Regions from separate parts of the Mus musculus genome. Here all the other regions are linked to region 4. A link is a loop called in an ENCODE intact Hi-C map of the cell type or tissue named here. Cell type or tissue: gastrocnemius. All regions are shown on one strand. Links, peaks and the distances in the headings refer to the core of each region. The heading gives the core; the rest is flanking DNA. Region 1 overlaps Prkar1b (protein kinase, cAMP dependent regulatory, type I beta). Region 2 overlaps Prkar1b (protein kinase, cAMP dependent regulatory, type I beta). Region 3 overlaps Prkar1b (protein kinase, cAMP dependent regulatory, type I beta). Region 4 overlaps Dnaaf5 (dynein, axonemal assembly factor 5).

What was found. Peaks named below come from ENCODE experiments on the same cell type or tissue, not always from the same donor. Only the 100,000 strongest peaks of a DNase experiment are listed, where the experiment ranks them.
Region 1: a loop joins it to region 4, with 2.2 times the contacts of the local background. A loop is called at or near these places in 5 of 42 quality-filtered maps.
Region 2: it touches region 4 in a loop (4-fold over the local background); 26 of 42 quality-filtered maps call a loop at or near these places.
Region 3: a loop joins it to region 4, with 3 times the contacts of the local background. A loop is called at or near these places in 26 of 42 quality-filtered maps.

The regions. Positions count from the first base shown.
Region 1 is chr5:139,012,084-139,017,628 of GRCm38, forward strand. Prkar1b (protein kinase, cAMP dependent regulatory, type I beta) reads right to left here. Exons shown (of 11, transcript NM_008923.3): 11 at 5,221-5,545. Among named protein-coding and RNA genes, the nearest start is that of Pdgfa, 20 kb to the left of the region's middle. In gastrocnemius, for the core only: no CTCF peak of the experiment used is centred there; a DNase peak (open chromatin) is centred at 3,266.
Region 2 is chr5:139,072,610-139,078,154 of GRCm38, forward strand. All of the region lies in intron 4 of Prkar1b (protein kinase, cAMP dependent regulatory, type I beta), which reads right to left. Among named protein-coding and RNA genes, the nearest start is that of Prkar1b, 54 kb to the right of the region's middle. In gastrocnemius, for the core only: a CTCF peak has its summit at 2,705 (motif pointing right); DNase peaks (open chromatin) are centred at 2,722, 3,436, 4,030 and 4,824; H3K27ac peaks cover 230 bases.
Region 3 is chr5:139,082,643-139,088,187 of GRCm38, forward strand. The region is part of intron 4 of Prkar1b (protein kinase, cAMP dependent regulatory, type I beta); the gene reads right to left. Among named protein-coding and RNA genes, the nearest start is that of Prkar1b, 44 kb to the right of the region's middle. In gastrocnemius, for the core only: a CTCF peak has its summit at 2,692 (motif pointing left); DNase peaks (open chromatin) are centred at 1,374, 1,904 and 2,689; H3K27ac peaks cover 275 bases.
Region 4 is chr5:139,176,701-139,182,245 of GRCm38, forward strand. Dnaaf5 (dynein, axonemal assembly factor 5) reads left to right here. Exons shown (of 13, transcript NM_001081265.2): 10 at 1,215-1,365; 11 at 4,717-4,873. Among named protein-coding and RNA genes, the nearest start is that of Sun1, 21 kb to the right of the region's middle. In gastrocnemius, for the core only: a CTCF peak has its summit at 2,426 (motif pointing left); DNase peaks (open chromatin) are centred at 2,390 and 2,777; H3K27ac peaks cover 188 bases.

The DNA of each region.
Region 1 (5,545 bases), core at 385-5,384, 160 kb before region 4:
AACTGTGCCTCTGGTTTTCTGGTGTCTTCTCTAGAGAAGGAGTCCACTGGAGCCATCAACTGTATTTCTTCATGGAGGAACACTGTTATCTTTGTGGATTAGAAGCAAAAATTCACTGGTTCCCAGTACCTCCTTGGCCTGTCAGTTTTCATAGATCTTCTGAGGCCCCCATGGCTGGTCCCTGTTCCTAGTTCTCTTTTCTTGGGTGGGAGAAAGACTCCAAAGTGGCTGCAAGGACAGGCTTCCTTGTGGCAGATGGCAGCACCTGGAGGACCCTCAGTCATGGCCAGCTCACATGGCCTGTACACAGCTCCCCTTGGTGCCCATCACTGCCTCATACTGCCTCCAAGTCCTCGTGTCTTCCTAGGGCCTCCTAGGGAGCATGATATCCTCCCAGGGCAAACCTGGCTGGGCTCCAGTGGTTAGGGCTCCACTCATAAAAAGCTTTATGGCCCTAGGGAAGGCAGAGCTTCCCAGAACATGCTGGGTTAGGCAGAGATGACCCAGGCTCTACTCCTTGTCCCCCAACCCCTCTGCTGTGAACATCTTCTCACTCTGAATTCAGTGGCCCTGTGCAAAATGAGCCCCACAGGGATATTATGAGACATTAAGGACAGAGACAGACAGAAAGACAGAGAGATCCTGAAGGTTCACTCCAGTCCTGTAGCCTGGTGGGCAGGCTTGCTGAGTGATTGATGGGTTAGGAGTGGGTAACTGACCAAACAGGGAGTGTCAGCCTCCGATCTTGGATGGCATCAGATACCTTCGTGGCAAGGGTTTTGTGTTCTTTTGAGGTTAGTACTCTCATGCCAGGCCCCAGGTGACAATGTCAGCGATACAGAGTTCCTGGTTGCTCACCTTTACCTCAGAGGGTGACTCTCTTCTTCCTGCCCTTAGCCCAATATTCTCCACCAGGGGCCTGTCTTAGCTTTTTGTTGCTGTGAGAAACACCATAACCAAAAGCAATTTGTAGAGAAAGGGGTTTATGCAATCCATTGGTGAGCTTGCAGTCCATCATCAGAGGAAAACAAGGCAGGAACACAAGCAGGAACCTGGAGCCAGGAACTGAAGCAGAGGCCATGGAGGAACACTGCTTACTGGTTTGCTCTCCATGGCTTACTCCGTCAGCTTTCTTATACAACCCAGGGCTATCTGTCCAGAGTTGGCATTGCCCAAAATCATTAATCAAGAAAATGTTCCACAGCCTTGCCTACAAGCCAATACGTTGAAAACATTTGCTCAAGTGAGATTTCCTCTCTAGCTAGTGTCAAGTTGACAAATCTAACTAGCTCAGGTACCATGTCCCAAGGGACTGCCTAGGTTCCCTGGCTCTGAGACCTAGTCCCAAAAGGCCTGCAACCTATATCTGGGTGCCAGAGACAGGGTGTTCTGGACCCTTCCTATTGAGTATGAGCCTGCAGCAGACACCCAGGAAGTTACATTCTGGGGCTTGACACAGGCTATACATATCACAGTTGTGCCCAACTCCAGGTCCTCAGGCCTCCTGGAGTAGATAAGCTATACTACGGGGTCTGTCTGAGACCCTCCCCACATAACCCAGAAGCTCACACTAGAAAGTTTATGTCATGAGATGGTGGGTCAGACATATGGAAAGTCACCTCCCTTGAGATGGCTGCCTGACTCACAAGGGTCCCTGAGCAGGGACAGGGTCTACCTAAGGATACTTGGAGAATGAGGGTCCAGGAGAAAGGTAGCTCCTTTGGGCTAGGATGGGTCCTCTCTAGGTGGCCACATATCAGGGCTACATACAACCCAAGCCATGTGCCAGCAAGAAAGTAGCCAATCTGTGTCTACCAACTGTGGGTACTACAGCTGATGTGCTTGTCATTATGCATGATCAGATGTGATGTTCTATGCCATGATAACTTTGAGCCTGTGAGCTTCTTTTGCTGAGTTAACACACCTTATCCACAATCCCATGCCCTGCTAAAACCAGGCCTTCGAGGCAAATACTCCTCCCCGTTCATGGTGAGATCATCGAAGCTCTGAGAAGTTAAGCAACTTGCCTTTTGCCAAACAGATAATAAAAACTAGGAGCAAGGCTTGATATCACACATCTGCAATCCCAACACCTGGGAGGCTGAGAGGGGAGGATCTCAAGTCTAGACTACACAGTGGCACTGCTAAAGAAGGAAAAGGGGGGAGGGAGGGAGAAGCCATGTTGGGGCATAAATGTAATCCCAGTGCTAGAAAAGTGGAAGATACCTGGGCCTCCATGGCCAGCCAGCCAACCTAGCCTACTTGACAAATTCCAGACCAGTGAGAGATTCTATCTCAAACAAGAGCAATGGTGTTGGGGAGGTGGTTCATTGGGTAAAGTGCTTGATGCACAGACACGAGAACCCAAGTTAGTCCCCAGCACCCATGCAAAAAGCCAGGTGTGGCACTGTGTAGCTGTGATCCTAGCACTGGGCAGCAGAAATAGGGAGGTTCCAGGGACTTGATGGCCAGCTAGCCTAGTAAAAAGGGGGACATGGTTGGAGGAGGTGTATGCACACACATGCGCCCACACGCGCGTGCATATACATTTGTATGGGATTTTTTTGTTTGTTTTTGTTTTTGAGACAGTATCTCACTATGTAGGTAACCCTGGCTGTCCTGGAATTTGCTTTGTAGACCAAGCTGGCCTCATACTCACAGAGATCCCCCTGCCTTGGCCTCCTGAGTGCTAGGATTAAAGACATACACCACCACTCCCAGCTTACATTTGTTTTTATTTTTACTTTAATTTTTAAAGACAGTATAACACTGTTACCCATACTAGCCTCTTAGTCTATGGGCACAGACAGGACACAGACAGGATGAAGCAGGATCATTACCAACCAACTGGAGCTGGAGATGGTGGAGGAGGCCTCAGGCACCAGCTTCCCAATGTGGTGACATCACAGAGGCAAGTGCAGCTAGAAAGCAGCCAGGCTGGGTCAATGAAGACTTCCTGGCAGGACCAGGGCCAGCTGATCTCAGAGGAAGTAAACTAACTGAAAGTAGGGGTGGGGGGAGCAGAAGGGGACACTAAATCTAAAGCTAGGACCAGGGTACTCTGGATGTGAAGTCACCCAGCCCCAGTCTTGCAGGAGGCTGCTGCTTGTCTCCCCAGAATACAGCCAGGGGGCCTGACCTCAACATGAGTCACCCGCCAGCCCAGCTGATTCAGCGGAACTGGGGGAGTGAGGCTGGGACTGTCCATGGACTGAAATGGCCAGCCAAGGTCAGTACTGTCCACTGTCTGGAAGGGCCAGCCAAGGCCATCAGACCAGCAGGGCTGAGCCCCACCTGCTGGCACCCAGCCACAACAGACTTCTGTCTTCATAGTCAGAAAACCCGGGCCTCAAGGAAATGGTTTTGGCAGGGAAGGTGGCTTATGGCTGAGGACTCATAGAAAGGGCTTGGGATGTGGGAAAGAACCAAGGGTGAATGAAAAGTGAACTCGTGTGAATTCATGGATAGGTGAAAAGTGAGCTGAGGAGAATAATAATTCGATGATGGAAGGCTCCCATAATCTGCCCTGCTCTCAAGGCAAGCAAACTGCCCACCACAGCTGGCAAAGGACAGAGACCATAATGAAATGGAGATGTGTTCTCTATCCCAGTTCCCACTTGTACCCATAAGAAATTTGCCCAGTGGCACCAGCCAATCTCTTCCCTCTCAAGGTTTAGTCAGTAGGGTATCAGACATGGGTATGAGGCTGGGGCTGGGCCCTATCTATTTGACTATGCCTAGGACACCTCTAACAAACAGAGGTCTGGCCAACACAGCCCTCCATTTGCACTGACAATGTAGAAATGAAACTAGTTGAACTGAAGCAGGAGGATTTCATGAGCTGGACACCAGTAAGAGCGCTATAGTGAGACTTTGTCTCAAAATTGATAGATGAGAGAGAGAGAGAGAGAGAGAGAGAGAGAGAGAGAGAGAGAGAGAGAGAGAGAGAGAGAGAGAGAGAATGAGGGGAGGGGGAGAGGGAGAGGGAAAGGGAAAGGGAGAAGAAGAGGGGAAGATATTATAGACTTTGGTTTGGATATATGGAGTTACAGAAAGTAGAAGAGTAGGGGTGGGGATGGGGAGTTCATATCTAATGTGTGCAATTTGGAGTAGGAAGATGACCATCTGTAGAAGGGTGTAGTGATAGCTTCAATATACTGTGCATGCAGATAGTAACAAAACACTTGCCATTTTGACTTTATTTGCTTGCTTCTACAAGGATATTGAGCCCACATAAGGCACATGCTTGGCAGCTATTCTACCACAGAGCCATGTCCCCTGCCCCTCACTAGGGGATTCTAGGCATAGACTCTACCACTGAACCACACTCCAGCCGCTCACTGGGGGATTCTTTTTTCTTTTCTTTCTTCTTCTTTTTTTTTTTTTTTTCAAGACAGGGTTTCTCTGTTGTAGCCTTGGCTGTCCTGGAACTCACTCTGTAGACCAGGCTGACCTCGAACTCAGAAATCCACTTGTCTCTGCCTTCCAAGTGCTGGGATTAAAGGTGTGTGCCACCACCACCCAGCACTCACTAGGGGATTCTAGGCAAGCATTTTACCACTGAGCCATATATTCACTGCCTTTTTTTTTTTTAACTTTTTACTTTGAGACTAAGTTATGTAGACTAGAGCAGGCACAGCATTAATGGTTTTGTTTGTTTGTTTTTGTTTTTTTGAGACCAGATTTCTCTATGTAGCCCTGGCTGTCCTGGAACTCACTCTGTAGACCAGGGTCACCTCGAACTCAGGGAGTTGGACTGCCTCTGTCTGCCTCCTGAGTGCTGGGATTAAAGGTATGCACCACCACATCTGGCTTAGCTTTAGTGGTTTTTAAAGTGTGTGTGTGTGTGTGTGTGTGTGTATGCACGTGCATGAATGTGTTCAAGTATGCCATGACATTGATGTGTAGGTCAGAGGTCAAAAGTTGCACTCACCTTCCACCTGGTTTGGGACAAGGTCTCTTGTACCATCTGGGTATGCCAAGCTAGCTGGTCCGAGCTTCCAGAGATTCTCCTGTCTACCCCTCCTACCTTGCAGTAGGAGCCTGGAATTATATGATTGATACTTTGTCTGGCTTTATGTCTGGAGATTTGAACTCAGGTCCTCACATTTGCATGAAAAGCATTTTACCTGCTAAGCCAATTCTCCCCAGCTCAGTGTTAATCACTTGAAATCCCCAGAGCAGTTTCTTATCTACAAAAGATTTAGACAGAGGCTCCCAGGTTGGGAAAGGGTTCTTCATTGCACATTTAATAGTTCATGCAGCGCTTGGTGACATAAATAGGGGATGGAGAAGCAGGGCCACAGAATCCACAGATAGTCCACAGTGCAGGCACGACACACATGGCCAGGGCCACACAGCGGGGAGCTGATGGTCAGCTGGAAGGGTCACCTAGACGTGCACAGCGGGGCAAGAAAAGGTTGATCACACTGTCTCATGACATGCCGGTCACCCAGGGGACACTAAGCAGTTGTGGACACTCATGTGGCCCTTGGGTCTGGCTGGCTCATATCACACTCCACGGTGGATGGTTTAGGGATGTGGG
Region 2 (5,545 bases), core at 346-5,345, 100 kb before region 4:
AGAAACAGACAGGAAATGTGAGAGATGGAGACAGGCCATTTACAAGCGCTCCTACTATGTGCAGAAAATTCGTTCACATATTCTCACTAATGTTTCTGATGGTGAGGCTGAAGAGGGCGAGAGGGGGCAGCTAGAAGTCTCATTTCCTTGGCAACCACTCTGAAAGACCCAAACAAGAAGGACTCTCTACTATTCTGATCTGCACTTTCAGTGAATACTATGTAGACAGGAAGCACCCAGACTGCTGGACACCTTGGCGTCAGTCTGTCTTACACTGGCCATCCCAGCCCAAGTGGCCTTCAGCTGCTGGCCAGGGCGACAGATGTGGTGTCCCAGCTTGAATTTAGGTTCTCTCACTGTTTAGGTGGGAGCTCACTCTAGTTCCAAATATTTCTGTGGAGACAGCAATAAGTCAGCCCTGGCTGTTTGTGCACTGTGGTGTGGGGCAAGGCTGCCTGCTCCCGGAAGGCTGCCCATAAGCCCAGTTGGATCTCTTCACATTGTTCCGGGCCAGGTGGCCAGCTCTGGCACCCAGACTGTGAAGTTCCAAGATTCAGGGTGGAGATGCATTAATGGGGTTGTAAGAGACACGGGCCTGAGTGTCCACTGTGGATCTAGGCTTTAGGAGGTGGGGGGTTGGATATACTTCTTTGTCAATGTGGCTTCCACTCAGAATCACCAGTCTACATGCTAGCTATGAATGGTCACAATATCCACAAATGACCCAGCCCATCTGACCTTCTGAATTTGCACAGGCACATTGAGGAGGCTGAAGACGAACTTTAAACCAGTAACCTTTATCCTCAGGAGCAAGGGAGCTTGCTTCTGTCGTGGTGCTAATATAGTCATGATAACTTAAAACACTCATTTATGGTGTGGATTCAATGTTTGCCTAGAAAAGCTTGTCACAGAGGTGATTGGCTCATGAGGGCTCTGACTTCATTATGAGAGATTCCCATGATGCACTCAGAATATGATACCTGTCTTGGCTGCAACAACGACCTTCCAAAGAGATGCTTTGCCTAAGTTCAAACCCAGAATCAATCTTCCAATATTAAAAAATAAATAAAAAAAATCTGGGTTTGGTGGAGCATGCCCAGTGGTAGGGAGGCAGAAACAGCCAGATCTGTGAAACTCTCTGGCCAGCTCTTCTATACCTACTTGTGAGTTCCAGTCCACTGAGAGACCCTGTCTCAAAACTCAAGGTGGACAGCCTGAGGAACAACATCTGAAGTTGTCTTTTGGCCTCTGCGTGTGTGTGTGTGTGTGTGTGTGTGTGTGTGTGTACGCGCGCGCACTTGTGTGTGTGCATTTGTGTGTGTGCACTTGTGTGTGTGTACATTTGTGCACACACACACACACACTGGACTGCTAAGTGAAATCTGACAGAAATACAGACAAGCAGTGCCCTGTGGTGGTTGATAATACTGGAAAAACCAGCTAAGGCCTGCCAGGAGCTGAGGAGGACACAGGTGAGTAGGGCCGTGCTGCCTGCCAATCAGCTAATAGACATTTATGGAGTATATCTTCACACAGCAGAGGGGCAGGCAGCTCCCATGAAACAGTCAAGGCCACATCCCGGGCCATAAAACACACCTGAGTAAACTCGGGCAGCAAAGCATGCCGTGGGCACCGTTAGGTCACCGCCGAGGTAAAATGGAAATTAGAAGCCTGGGAAAAACCCAGCATTCTGGAAGTGCTGGCACTTCTAAACAGCACAGGGTCAGGGAGGAGGCACCAAAACTGGGCCTGGTGATGCTCATCTGTAAGTCTGAAGTAGGAAGATTGTGGTGAGAGCAAAGCTAGTCCTGGGTATATCGTGATTTTTGGGACATCCTGGGCTACAAAATGAGACCGCATCTCAATAAGTCAAAAACTAGGAGGAAGAGAAGGGGGGAGGAAGAGAATCTAGGTGACATGAAAATAACTAGAAACCAAACGAAAAAATAAAAGGCAACGTTTGGGGAACAGGGGATAAGATAGAACTTCTCCAGGTAGTCCTGGCTGTCCTGGAACTTACTCTGTGACCAGGACGGCCTTGAACTCATAGATTTAGAGGCATTATGCTACCACCTCCCAGCTAAAGTAAGACTTTGTCAAGCGTGTGAGGCACAAGAGAATCTGCACATGGAAGGACATCTACAGTGTGTAATAGGAAAGACCTGGAGTCGGTAGCCTTGGGGAGCGACGGCAAGAACAAAACAAATCCAAAGCAACCAAGAAAGAAAGGGTTTGGTTATAAAGCGGCTCAAGAGACAGAGGCAGATGGACTGTAAGTTCAGGCCAGCCTGAGGCACAGAGTGAGTTTATGGTCTCCCTGGGCAACTTAGAGAGTCTATCTCAAAATTCAAAATAAAAAGAGAGCTGAGGAGATAGTGCAACAGTAGCATGCTTACCCAGGTCCCCCAGTGAGGGGCTGGGGGTGTGGCTCAATGGTAGAGCCCCTGCCTAGAATCCCCCAGTGAAGGGCTGGGGGTGTGGCTCAGTGGTAGAGCCCCTGCCTAGAATCCCCCAGTGAGGGGCTGGGGTGTGGCTCAGTTGTAGAGCCCCTGACTAGAATCCCCCAGTGAGGGGCTGGGGGCGTGGCTCAGTAGTAGAGCCCCTGCCTAGAATCCCCCAGTGAGGGGCTGGGGTGTGGCTCAGAGGTAGAGCCCTTGACTCAAGTCAGCCCTGCAGGCTCCAGTGTAGGAAAGGGAAAAGCAGGTGGAAATTCAAGTTCAACCACCAGAGGGAGCCCTACCCAACCCGTACCCAACCCTGGAGATCTGTTCAGGGAGCCTGATGTGTGCCAGGCACTGTGTTGGATGAATGTCCTGAACATTCATATTTCCCACCATGTAAACTCACTAGCAAAACAATGGTAGAAACCAAAGAGGGCGTGCCTTTCCAGTCATCATTCACTCACTCATTCATTCATTCATTCATTCATCAAAAACACCACGGGCCCCATCACTGGTCCCATATTTTATGAATGGTAGTTTGAGCCACATGGCATCTTGACTCAGAAAGCCCCAGAAGCAGTATCTGGACTCTATCTAACATTTGGTCCACCAGAGATGGTGGCAGTGTCAAAGGTACCGAGTCCAGCATCCCACACACTGGAGCCCTACTGGGGCTGGAAATCTCATTGCTCCCTCTCACCACAGACCATGTACAGAGCCAAGCGGGGGGGGGGGGGGGCCGGGGGAGGTCCCACGTGGTCAGCAAGGTGGGAGGCCACCAGCAAGCCAGCCTCTAGGGACCGATAGAGGTCACCTCCTAAGAATCTTTCTTCCAGGACATCAGTCTTGGAGGAAAGAAAGGAACCAGCTGGCTGAGTTCTGATGAGGCTGCCTGGAGATGTGGGGGGTGGGGGTGGGGCTTGGCAGCCATTCCGGGCCAAAAGAGAGAAAGTAAACCCTGGGGCTGCCGGTGCCAGCCAAGTGCACCGGACACCACAGCGCCTCAGGCTAAAGTCGGGTTCAAGTGCCTCTGGCTTCTCTATCAGCTGGCTAACGACTGGGACAAAGCTGATTCTGGCTCTGTACCAGATCTTTAGCTATAAAACAGGACAGTCCTCCTGAAGGGGCACACTTGTCCTGGCCACCTCTCACTAAGACTCATTCCCCCCTCCCTCCCCCTTCCCAAGGACCAGACAGATCCAAACTCCATCACCATCATCCAAACTCCCCAGTGGCTGATCTGAGCTCCCGTGAGCAGGGCGCTGGAAGCTTGCTTGCCTTCTGCAGCCCGTGACAGGTGTACCCGTTACCAATTCAAGAGAAATGATGGCCTGCAAGCCCCAGGCCCTGTGGTCACCACAATTATAGTTGCTGCAGCAAAGTGTCACCCTGTGGTCACAGCAGGCAGGGGCATCTACATCTAATGAGATGCCAGAGATCTCATGGTGTTCCTAACCCAGCTGCCCTCTCTGGCTGTCACCAGTAACCAGGGTAGAGGACAGCCTCCAAGTACATTATAGACTTCAAACCTGTCACAGGGCCTCAGCAGCCGGACCATAATGGCTGCCAGACCCAGCTCCAGTGCGGTGGCTGGGAAGGTACAGCTGCAGCTGTGGTAACAGCTAGCTGGCACGAAGCACTGGACACGTGCTTTGTTCCTGTGGCTGCAAAACTACTCAGTGGCTCCCAGGCTGTTTCAAAGTGCCAGCCTGGGCTTGAAAGAGTCAACAGATGATCCACCTGCCGACCAGGTCATCTGAGACCCGTGTGGCCAGGGCGAGAGCTTGCTGTTCTCTGCATCCCTTGGCAGGTGCTACTGAAAGCGAGGAGACCAGATAGGGAGAAGGTGATCCGGGCTCCCAATAGGTGAGTAGCGCAAAAGACCAACCAGCTGGGAGACTCCAGACAGCAGAAAAGACCATGGTCTATGGAAGAGAGTCCAGTCAGCGGTGGGGAGACTCAGACTACACAACAGATCCCCGTCTGTAGTAGAGGCCACAGTTGGCATAGGAGGCCCATTCTGTGAGGGTGACCCCTGTCAGTAGAGACAACTCCATTAAGGAAATCTGGTTGTGAGAAGCGACCTGTCTATAGTACACAGAAAGCAAAGGGTCTTGGTGGGTGGCAGATGAAGATTTGGCCCACTGAGGTCATCAACAGGGCACCAAGTTAAGTATGCAACTGAGGCCTGTGGACAGCTAAAGGGCTTGTACCCACAGCCATGAGGTTCTGAGGCTCCAGGTGTCAGAGAACCGGAGCAAACTCAGACCCACCTGGTTGTTGTCAGTCTGGCCCCTTGCCTGGGTGAGCACATGCCGACTGTAAAGGCTGATGGTGTGAGGCTGGGACTGGAGAAACCCGGAGGCCTCCCACCCATCCCCTGGCCTGATGCCAAGGCTTTGTGTGGAAGAACCAGGGCCCAGCCCCCAAGTGCGACCGCATGGAGCTCTTTGGGACAGAGGCTCCCTCACCCCAGATCGATGAACAGAGACAACTCATAAACTCACTGGCACATAGGCCCAGGGCGACATCTACACTGCCTGGAAGGAGGTGACTCAACATGACAACTGTCCAAAGGAGGTAGAAACAAGTCACTGACCCAGTTTTATCTCCTGGTTACACACAGTGGACAGTGACTGATTCCCAGTTGCTTGCTGGGAACACCTGTGGGTCCAGATGGACCAGGATTGCAAACTACACATAGTTCATCTTTGGCCTAGGGCTCCCTTTACAAGTAAAAGGCTACACCCCAAACCAGGTGGCCACTGGTCCAAAACCACTCCGGCCAGCCCAGTGCCAGGACCTGTGTGGACTTGGACAGAAGCCAGCCCATGGCCCTAAAAAATCAGGGTCCCTCTTGGCCTTACATATAAACCCCGCTGAGGAGAGAGGAAAAGACAGCAACAGGAAAGCTAGAGATCATAGCAGTGAGTGTTGCCGCAGCCACAACACCACCGCAGCCCCACAGCAGGGAACACAGCAGGGACCACCCAGGTTGCCCTCCTGGCTCTCCCAGAGTCTTACACAGCCTTGGGAAGAGTGTGCTTGTGCTTCAGTGCCATGGTGGGGAGCCACGGTGGAGATGGGCTGTAAAGCTGAAGGCA
Region 3 (5,545 bases), core at 409-5,408, 94 kb before region 4:
GTAAAAAAAAAAAAAAAAAAAAGATGGAAAAAAATCTTGATAACAAAACAAAACAAAAACAGAGAACAGCTGGCCTCTGTGTGTGCCATGGGAATCCTAGCCAAATATTGCTACCAAAACCAACACCAGGGCACATCATCCTGTTTTCTTCTAGGAGTTTTACATTTTTAGCTCTCACCCTGAAGTCTTAGATTCATTTGCAGTTAATTGTTATGTACGGTCTAAAACCAGGTCAGACTTTGCTCTCTACAGTTCTGCTCTGCCCAGTTTTCACGGCATCGGTTAGAGAGTTTAAGAGAATACTGTAAACAAACCCGCCCACTTTTCTCTTTCCATCTTTTCTCCCCTGTTTTCTCTCCCTTCCTCCCTCCTTCCTTCCAACTGCTCTACCCACTGAGCCACGCCCCCAGCCCCTCACTGGGGGATTCTAGGCAGGGACTCTAACCACTGAGCCACACCCCAGTCCCTCACTGGGGGATTCTAGGCAGGGGCTCTACCCCTGAGCCACGCTCCCAGCCCCTCCCTGGGGGATTCTAGGCAGGGACTCTAACCACTGAGCCACGCTCCCAGCCCCTCACTGGGGGATTCTAGGCAGGGACTCTAACCACTGAGCCACACCCCAGTCCCTCACTGGGGGATTCTAGGCAGGGGCTCTACCCCTGAGCCACACCCCCAGCCCCTCACTGGGGGATTCTAGGCAGGGACTCTAACCACTGAGCCACACCCCAGTCCCTCACTGGGGGATTCTAGGCAGGAGCTCAACCTCTGTGCTACAGCCGAGCCCCTAGGTGGAGGATTCTAGGCCAGCATGCTACTGCTGGGTTATGGCTCCTGCCCAGTTTTGGAAGCCCCCTGCTTCTTGCCCTGCAGCTCTTCTTCCTGCTCCACTAAAACAGGTTGCCATCCCCAAACCATTCTCTCTAAATCTCTGGTCCACCAAGACTGGCTCTCAACTTACATAGCCTAGGGTACTGGCTAAGATGATGTGGTAGCTTCCTCTGCTCTGAGGAAAGAGCAACTCACATGTGGTCTATAAGAACAGACCCAGAACAGGAAGAATGTGTGCAAGGGCCATGTGTGCATGTGTGCATGTGTGCATGTATGCATGCACACTGCTGCAGGGGAATTGGAGGTAAGGTGATCTAGAAAGAGATAAACCAAGGAAAAATAAAAGACAGTTGAAGGGGAAAGTCCAGTTCTGAAGGAGGCTGAGCGTATGCCACACCCCCTCAATGGTCTGGCCTATTCTCTGCACCCTCTGACATAAGCCTAGCAGCTTTTCAGGGTGGCTCCCCTCTCCAGCCCCCGCAGCCTGTCACAGGTCTTGCTATTTGCGGTGTTTCTATTGCAGTACTTCCCCAGCTGGGCTGAACCTGGAACCCAGACAAGTTCCCCACTGTGATAATGTCCAGGTGGTGACTGCAGTGTCCTCCTGGCAAGTACTCCCAAGGGAGCACTGCCCAGTGGCTGGCTGTGGCCTTTCCTCTCAGGGAAGGGTACAGTAATAAGCAAAGACAGGACTCTCGGGCCCCAACATCCTCTTGGAAGCAAGGTGATCCTTTGGGCATGCCACAGTGTATCTGTCCCTCTCTTCAGGTGCAGGCTTGAGCAGTGTTCACAAAAGCTTGTATCGTCCCTCTCTCTGCTTCATCCTACCAAACGCAACAGAGAGAACAGCTTTGGGGTGGCCCAGTACCTCTTCTTCACTCCTCAAAAATCTGGGTAGAATACGCAATGGCTAGCAGGGTAGATCTAGGGAGGCATATTCAAGTATCCAAGGACGGTCCCGCTCTCTGCGACACAGTCGAGTGACTCAGCAAGAATGAGTTCCAATATTGGTTACAGGGGAAATGAATGAACAACAAAAGGATTTGACAGCCATGTGTGGGCAGCATGCCTGTGCTATCAGCAGTTGGAAGCCTGGGACAGGAATTCCAGGCCAGCTTGGGCTGTATCATAGAGTGTGTGTGTGTGTGTGCATGTGTCCCAAGCTAGTTCTTGTTCCTTGAGTCTCAATTAGTGTTCCCTTGTACAGGATGGGCCCCAGCTGACCCCCAAGAGCTATGAATTCTGGTCAGATATCATATGGATGTCCAGCTAGTAGGTACAGCAAGGTGGATCAGTTTTTACAGGAACCGACAGGGGCTTGCAGAACAACATGTGTGCATGACCATGGTGGGGTTTGGTGTACATCCGTGTGCAGAGTCCACAGACCATCCCATGTGGTGTTCCTGGGGAACTCTTGCGGGTCACAGTCCTCCCCTCAGGGTGAACCTCATAGACAGCCTCAGAGAAGCATCCTATGTTGTATCAGGCAATAAGGCTTATTCTGGGCAGGTGACAGATGAGACAGAAGGCAGACAGATCTCTGGGGGTGTCTTAGAGTCATGCACAGATGACTAAGGAGGCTCGTGTGCTCTTGAACACTATATCTGAATCCAAATCACAGCTCTGGAGCTTTCTAGCTGGATTATGCACAAGTCACTCAGCCACAAAGCCTCAAGTTTCCTCATCTGTGAAATGGACTTACTGAGGGCTGTGAGGCAGCAAGCGGTGCCGAGCCCTCTGTCAGCTTCCACTTTGACGCTTTCCTCATGAGTGTTGAGGATGGCATGGCTGACCCAGAGCTTACCCCATGTCTTCTCTCAGCAGCTCTTGACTCTACCAATAGCTGGTGCACAGTGACCCCAGGTGGCCAGCACCTGCCTGGCTGGTGACTGTTACCATGACAGCAGTCAGTGGAACTGCTATTAGACAGGGCAGCTCTGAAGTCCAAGATCCAGGACCCCAATCGTCTGTTTGTCTGTCTGTCTGTCTGTCTGTCTTCCCCCTAGTGTTAGATAAATGTCATGGTACTGCCACCTACAGTATATAGAACAGCTTCCTCGGTATGTGTTTGCAGCTGTGTGAAGAGTGGGCAGAGAGCACTGCAAGGATACATAGACAACATCAGCCGCTACGGAGCGAGCAGAGTGTGAGCAGGCATGGATTCTGGAAGAGTCAGAGAGCAGAAGGACAAAGTATACCACAGAATAACTCAGCAGCCCCCACCCCACCCCACCCCGCCTCCTCACCATGAGCTTTGCAGCACTGGACAAATTGCTCGACCTTTCTGGTCTGTTATGTGTTTCCTCATCCTGGAATTATCGTGAGACTAGATCATTAGCACATGAGGGCCCTGTGAGTGTCCACACAGAATGCTTACCCTGTCCCCCTCTGCCAGTAGTCCATACGCGGCCCTCCTGCTCAGACTCCAGGGATGCCTTGGGCACACGAGCAAGACATCTTCACATGGAAGATGGGAATCTAACTGAGTGAGAAAATGGGCTTTTCCATGTTCGACCCAAGTGCACTTCACTCATGGGTACGTGATATTTAAGTGTGCACACAGTGCCAGAAGACCATGGCTATGTCGTTTCTCAAGCCCCAGCTGCCTTGAAGCACGCCGACCATCTGGACTGGCTGATGACCAAGGCCCAGGAAGCCTCCTGCCTCAGCCACCTGATTAATCTGAATGACAGGTCTGGACCCCCAAGCCCAGCTACAAGGTCTTAAAGCCATGGACCAAAGGAAAGGCTCATTCTGATGTTTATCGCTCTTGTGTACACCTTTTAGTGAATAAAGTGACTCTGGGAAAACAGGAAGGCTCGCTCTTCCAAAAGCGTAGCTCATACATTAGTGTAAACCCCACCCAGAAGCGGGGAGCAGCCCCAGCATCGCTTGTGGAGAGGGCCAGTGTGGGCACTCCACACACAGTTAATAAACGCCTCAGAACGAACCCGTGAAGAAAAACCTAAAATACTTTCAGAAGCCCCTGTGGCTCCACAGCTCAGCACATTTGGATTCAAATGTCAGCCTGAAGCCCAGATCAACAGCCCTGCTGATGTTGAGTTGTGGAACCACTTCTTACCACTCAGGTCCCTGAGGCATCTTCTAAGTCTGTAAACATGGCAGGTCATTAAAATCTAGCGGGAGTCTTTCCTGAGTGCCTCTTGGAGATGGCACTCACTGACGCCGATGTCTTCCCCTTAGGCCAGGAGATGAACAGCAGAGGCCAGGTCTGTCTGTCTTAGGGGACATGTTTCCCAGGTCAGGCCTCTCTAGCCTCTTCATCTCTGTGGCTTCGAAGGGGAGCGTGGTGCAGACTGTTAAAACTGGAACTGACAAGCAAGATGTAAAAGCCACCCTAGAAATAGAGCTGTGGCACTGTAAAAGAACAGGGCGTAGGGGCTTCACCAATCACTTTCAAAATACCATATGACCCCTCAGTGCTTGGAGCAGACAGAGGCATCTCTCCCTAGGCCCACCCACCACCCTACTTCCTTGTGGCTCCAAGCGTGCCCAGCGGAATATCCACCTTAGGAGGAGGGTTGTGAGCTGCACTCTGAGCCTCAAGAGAAGAGAGTCCTCACGAGAAAACCATCCCAGCTCTCCTCAGACCTATGTCTTTGCCAAACATCCCCACACTTTACCAGAAAGCTGGTCAGCAGGAGACTAGAATAGGCAGACACCATTGGCTGAAACGCACCAACCAATGAACCACAGAACCTGAGACCTGTAGAGGAACCATACAAATCCTGCCTTGGGACAAGGGGACATGAACCCTGTAGAGGTGACTGGAGACAGTCCTCTTGTCTTCCAGTTTCTATAAATAATGTGGGGATGGATAAAGACTAAAGGCCCCGTGATTCATTCACCACACATCTTTAATTTGGGAATGAGAAAGTGGCGTGACCTCCCCCGGGCAGCTACTCCCTCCCAAATCTCCTCCTATATGCTCCTGCAGGGAGAGGGGCCCTGCCCCAGGTCTCTGGCAGGGAGCTGGGACAGCAAACCAGAATTCCACATTCTCCAGATACCAGGAGAAATGCAAAGCCACAGGATGAGGGGAGAATGGGGAGGCACAGGTAAAGGTGGGGATTTAAACCAGCCTGAGGCCCCTTGCCTATCTTCAAGAACTCAGCCATGGAAATGCTTGAAACGTTAGAATTAAGACTCTGCCATCAGAATTCTCTAGCTCCTTATAGGAAAAGTACTACTGGGTCAGTGTGGTGGTTCAGCAGGTAAAGTGCTTGCTGCCAAGCCTGACAACCAGAGCTCCATTCCTAGAATCTGCATGGTAGAAAAAGAGAGCCCACTCAAGAAAGATGTCCTCTGGTCTCTACATGTTTGCAACCTCGTGCCTGCAGATCAGTATGCCCATACACACACTGATAATGAGATTTTAATCTCTATTGGTTAAAAGAAAGGAAGAAGGAAGGATGGCTGGGTCAAGGGAAGGAGGGAGGGGGGAGAGGGAGAGGGAGAGGGGGAGGGGGAGGAGGAGGGAGAGGGAGAGGGAGAGGGGGAGGGGGAGGGGGAGGGAGAGGGGGAGGGGGAGGGGGAGGGAGAGGGGGAGGGGGAGGGGGAGGGGGAGGGAGAGGGAGAGGGAAAGATACTGATCCAGGTATTTGGGAAGTCTGTAATCTTAGCACTCTGGAAGCTGAGGCAAAAGAACCAAGAGATCTGTGCTACATAGAGTTCCAACCTCACCTGGGCTACATAG
Region 4 (5,545 bases), core at 321-5,320:
CCAGCACTCAGAGTGGTGGTGTACGCCTGCAATCCCAGCACTCAGAGAGGTGGTGTACGCCTGCAACCCCAGCACTCAGAGAGGTGGTGTACGCCTGTAATCCCAGCACTGAGTGGTGGTGTACGCCTGCAATCCCAGCACTCAGAGTGGTGGTGTACGCCTGTAATCCCAGCACTCAGGAAGTGGAAGCAGGGGATCAGGTATTCCAGGCTAGCCTAGACTATATAACAAGACCTTGTCTCAAAAACCAAACAGACAGACAAACAGACAAACATGAGCTGGATGTGTGGCTCAGTTGGAAGAAGGCTTGCCCAGCATTCTCCAGCTTTGTACAAAATGGGTGTGGAGGAACATGCCTGTAGTTTCTGCACTCAGGCAGGAGAATAAGACATTTAAGATCATCATCTTCAGCTATATAGGAGATTTGAGTCCAGCCTGGGCTATATGAGATCCCATCTTTTTAAGTTAAAAATGAAAGTAGGTTATAGACCAGCAGTGGTGGGGAGAGAAGTCATGAGCAACTGGCAGACTGTCTGCTCTCTGAAGGGTGAAGCCCTGAGCAGTTTGTTAGAGAGGGCATGACAGACAGTTCCCCTTCAGGTAGCCTCACATTAGCAAGACCTGCTGGACATCTTCTGTATGAGAGTTCTTGTTAATAAAAGAAGATGTTTTGTGTGTGTGCAGGTACCTGAAGAGGCTCTTAGAGGACATTGCATGGCCCTGGAGCTGTAGTCACGGGGTTGTGAACCAAACACGGGTCCTCTAGAAGAGCGAGCTGCAAGTGCTCTTGAGCACCAGGCCGTCTCAGCCCCGTGTTACTTCTTTTTTGGTTTTGTTGGTTTTTTGAGACATGGTTTCTCTGGTAGCCCTGGCTGTCCTGAAACTCACTCTGTAGACAGGCTGGCCTTAAAACTCACAGAGATCCTCCTGCCTCTACCTCTCTAGTGCTGGGATTAAAGATGTGTGCACCACCACACCCAACCCTTATTTCTTGCTTCCTTTGTTTTAATGGCACAGATGGCAGGTTCAATGGGTGGTGACGGAGGTGCCATATGACCCACATAGATTATCATGGTTGGTGCAGCCCTTGAGCACAGAGCCCCCTGAAACCACCTTGTGCAGAGGCACAGGGTCAGGTCCAGTTCCATTCCCAAACTGAAGCATGTCCTTCAGAGTAGTCTGTTTGTCCTTCCTCACTTGCCCTCTTGTTCCAGACAGTTCCGTGGCTATTTGGATATGGTAATAAATGACATCCTAGCCCCCAACCTGCAGTGGCATGCAGGGAGGACAGCTGCAGCCATCCGGACGGCTGCTATATCCTGCCTGTGGGCACTCATCAGCAGTGACATCTTATCGGCCAAGCAGGTAAGGACAGCTGTGACCACCCCAGTTGTTTGTCCATGTGTGTATCATGGGACCTTACAGAACTGCGTCATTCAATCAGCACAGAAAGCTCTAAAGGGCTGAAGTCTGTGGGGCCAGATCAGGGCAGGGCCCAAGTCTCTTGCTCTGGTTCTCACATCTCCTTGAAAGATCTGGGATCTGGTCTACAAACTGTCTTAGTTTCTTATCCTACTGTTGTGATAAAATACCCTGACAAAAGCAACTCAAAAGAGACTAGGGATATACCAGGTCACAGGTATATGGGGAGATGACATGCCAGCCATACCTGAGTTTGGATCCCAGCATCCATGTAAAGAAGCAAAAAACAAAAACAGAACAGGCCTGGCCACATGGGTGACCAGCATTGACAGAGCAGAGACAGGGTTCACTGACAGTCAGTAAGCTCTGACTTCGGGATAGACCCTGTGTCAATATAGAAGGTGCTGGATGGATGGAGAGATGGCCCAGTGCTTCAGAGCCCTTCTGCTCTTGCAGAGGACCCAAGTTCAGTTTCTAGTACCCATGTCTGGTGGCTCACAACTCCTGAGAATCTGATGCTCTCTTCTGGACTCTGAATAGACAAACAGACACAAACATAGAAAATTGTGTGTGTGTATGAGTGTGTATACACGGTGGAGAATGATAATGAAAGATGCCTGGTATCAATTCCTGGCCTTCAAAAAAAAGCACATGAACACACATATGCATTATGTCTGCTGCAACTGCACACACAGTGTAGCACGTATTATTAAGATTAGTGCCACAGAAATTCTCCATCAGATATTGGGTAAATGGTCTCCGAAGTCAGTTTCTGTTGAATGCTCTTCACAAAATTCCAAGCTTAGGATGAGGGATAGCCCTGGGCTCAGCTCTTACCACACACAGGTGAAGTGGCTGAGAGTGGCAGGCCAGGCCTGCGTTGCTCTAAGCAGTGAAGTGAGCCAGGCGACTGAGCCATGGAAAGGTGAGGCTTCTGCACGGCTCCTCTGCCTGCCATCCGCTCACGGTGTGTGAGCGCCCCCTGCTGACAACAGGGGTCGTTACCTAACTCTCACATGTTGCACTCTACAGTGGGTAGGATCTGAGGTACTCGACTGACCAAATTAAAGCAGAAATGGTTAAGATGATCTGAACTTTAGAGAAAATGCAGTATTTCTGTTCTAGAACAGCAAAGCTGCAGGCAAAGCCCTCCCCTTGTGTTGTGATCCCTTCCCTCCTGACATGGATGCCCTCCCCAAGATCCCCCACCGTCTCCCACTGGTACCCTATCTAGTCAGCCCCTGCCATCATCCTGCTGCCCGCTGTTTTCTTGTATTTATTACACCATGAGAAGGCCCACTTCCAGAAGCCCTTCTGCTTCCCTGCAAAGTGTCACAGAGGCAGCCACTTGGTGGCAGTACAGTCATAACTCACCAGGCCCTCAGCCCAGGGCATGCAGCCACACTGCTTGTCCCCATCAGCACCTCCTTCACTGGCACCACCTACCCTCCCATCCCTTTCACCTCCTCAGCAAAGGTGATGCCCTCTTGTTGATCACGAGAGCCCTGCTCAGGCCACTTACAGGCCTGTGAACCATTCACTGGTTCACGCCTCCCTCATTCTCGTGTCCCGTGAAGCCTTATATATGCATCTAAATGTGGTTTATCTCCCAGGCTTGTCCCATTACATGCCAGGTAAGTGTTCTGCATTTGAGCCACAGCTCCAGGCCCTTTACTAGAAGGTTCTAGGCAGGGGCTACCATGGAGCCACAGGCCCAGTCCTCTCCCTGGGGGATGTTAAGCAAGTGTTCTGTGGCTAATCTGTGTTCCTAACTGATTCCACTTTTAATTTGGAGACAGGATCTCAGTAAGAGTCCTCAGCTGGCTTTGAACTTCCTCTGTAATCCAGGCAGACTGAACTATGAATCTCCTGCCTCAGCTTCTAGTGCTCACTAGGATAGGGCTTTGCCCAGCTTTTCCTACTTTCAAAACAAAACAAAATTCCCTGTCATAGCCCTTACAGCTCCCATCATTCCCTGCGCTTCTCTCCACTGAACCCCTGGAGAACTGCCTACACTTCAAATTTTATTTTAGTAGAGCAAAGGGTTCTTTTTTTTTTCTTTGTAGTGTGTGTGTGTGTGTGTGTGTGTTCGTTCGTGTTTGTTCATGAGTGCCAGAATTAACTTCTGAATATCTGTCCTGGCTAGTTTTATGTCAGCTTGACACGAGCTAAGATTCTCCCAAGAGGAGAAAACCACAATTGAGAAAATCCAGCTGTAAGCAGACGAGCCTGTAGGACATTTTCTTGATCTAGGGTTGATGTGGAAGGGCCAGTACACTGTGGTTGGGAACAGCCCTGGGCTGGCGGCCCTGGGTTCTAAACGAAGGCAGGCTGAGCAAGCCAGTGAGCAGCATCCTCCATGGCCTCTCCATGCATCAGCCCCTGCCTCCCCGTTGCCTCCCGAAGCAGACTGTGATTTAGGATATGTAAGCCACGTAGCCCTAACAAAGGCAGCATCGGAAGTCACTCCTCACATGCTGTCCACCGTGGGTCTCTTCCTGGCCTGGCACCGGGAATGCAGATGTACACCACCACACCCAGCGCGTCCATGAGTGCTGGGTTGATCTCGATTCTGAAAGTTCTCTACCATCTCAGTGAGTCTTCTCTCCAAGCCCCTGATGGGTTTTTTGTTAGTTGATTGGTTTTTCCATTGGGGTGGTTTTCTGTAGGTCAGGCTGTCCTAGAACTCCCTGTTTAACAGAGCCTGCCCTTGAAGTGCTGGGATTACAGGTGAACTGTCTGTAATTCACATGGTCTGCTTGCCTTGTGTGGCCTGGCCTATCCTGTAGCACTCTGAGCCGATAATAAGTGACTGGTGGTGGCCTGTAATCCCAGCCCTCGGGAGGCAGAGGCAGAGCTCTGAGTGTGAGACCAGCATGGTCTACAGAGTGAGTTCCAGGACAGCCAGGGCTACACAGAGAAACCTCGAATCGAAAAACAAATAATTAATAAATTCAAGTGATTCAAGGGCCAGTGAGGTGACTTGGCAAGTGAGGGCAGTGGCCATCAAGCCTGGCCAATGTGCTGAGTGTGCTCCCAGGAGCCGTGTGGTTAAGGGAAAGAACTGACTCTTGCAGATTGTCCTCTACACGTGTGTACCTGCACGCTTGCACACCCACAGACCTACACACAGAAGATAAGCAAAACTTTTATTGTTACAAACAAAACCAAAAAGATTCAAATCTACTTGTAGGTGTGCTTCGCAGCATTCAAGCTGCATTGCCTGGCATTGAGCACTGGTGTGCTGACAGCATGGGTGGTCCCACGTTCCTCACACCCATTTGTGGCCTGCAGGTGCAAGAGGCACAAGAGACCCTGATGCCACAAGTGCTGGCTACGCTGGAGGACGACTCCCAGACCACACGCCTGATGTCCTGCCGCATCATCAACATGTTCCTCAAGAATTCAGGGGACACCATGGAGCCAGAGAAATTCCTCAAGGTCTATCCTGGTAAGACACCAGGCGTGCGTGAGCACACACGCGCACACACACGCACACACACACGCACACACACGCACGCGCACACACACGCACGCACACACACACACACCACGTTATTTAGTAACTTCTCTTGTAGTTAGACATAGAGAGAATATTTCTTTTGACTCCTGCTGGGTATCCATATGCCATCACAGTGACAGATGAGCCAGTCCTGACTGAGCAGCCTTCATGAGAAGCAAGAGGTGGGCATTATTGGAGATGGAGGCCAGGCTCTGTTTCCAGGACCGGTAGGGTGTAGCCAATAAAGGTGGGAGACCCTCCTTGAAGCAGAAATTTTCCAGGTTCCAGTTTAAAGTAAGTGTGTGTGTGTGTGTGTGTGTGTGTGAAATAAGGTTTCTATCTGCCATTGCTACAGAGAGCAATCTACCTGGAGCTGGCGTGGTGGGGCATGATGTGGGCAGCTGCATTACCTGTCTAGAGGCAGCCTGAGCACCAAGCCAGTTAGAGACAGAGATAATGAGGCTGTCAAAGCCAACAAGATCCCAGGCGGTGACCCGGGACAGTACTGTACAGAACAGAGCACAAGAGGAACAGACGCGTCCTGAGGAGCAGTGAGCGTGAGGGGACGTGGGGAAAGCCAGCACAGAGATGCTTAAGTCTCCACGCTAGCTTGCTGACAGC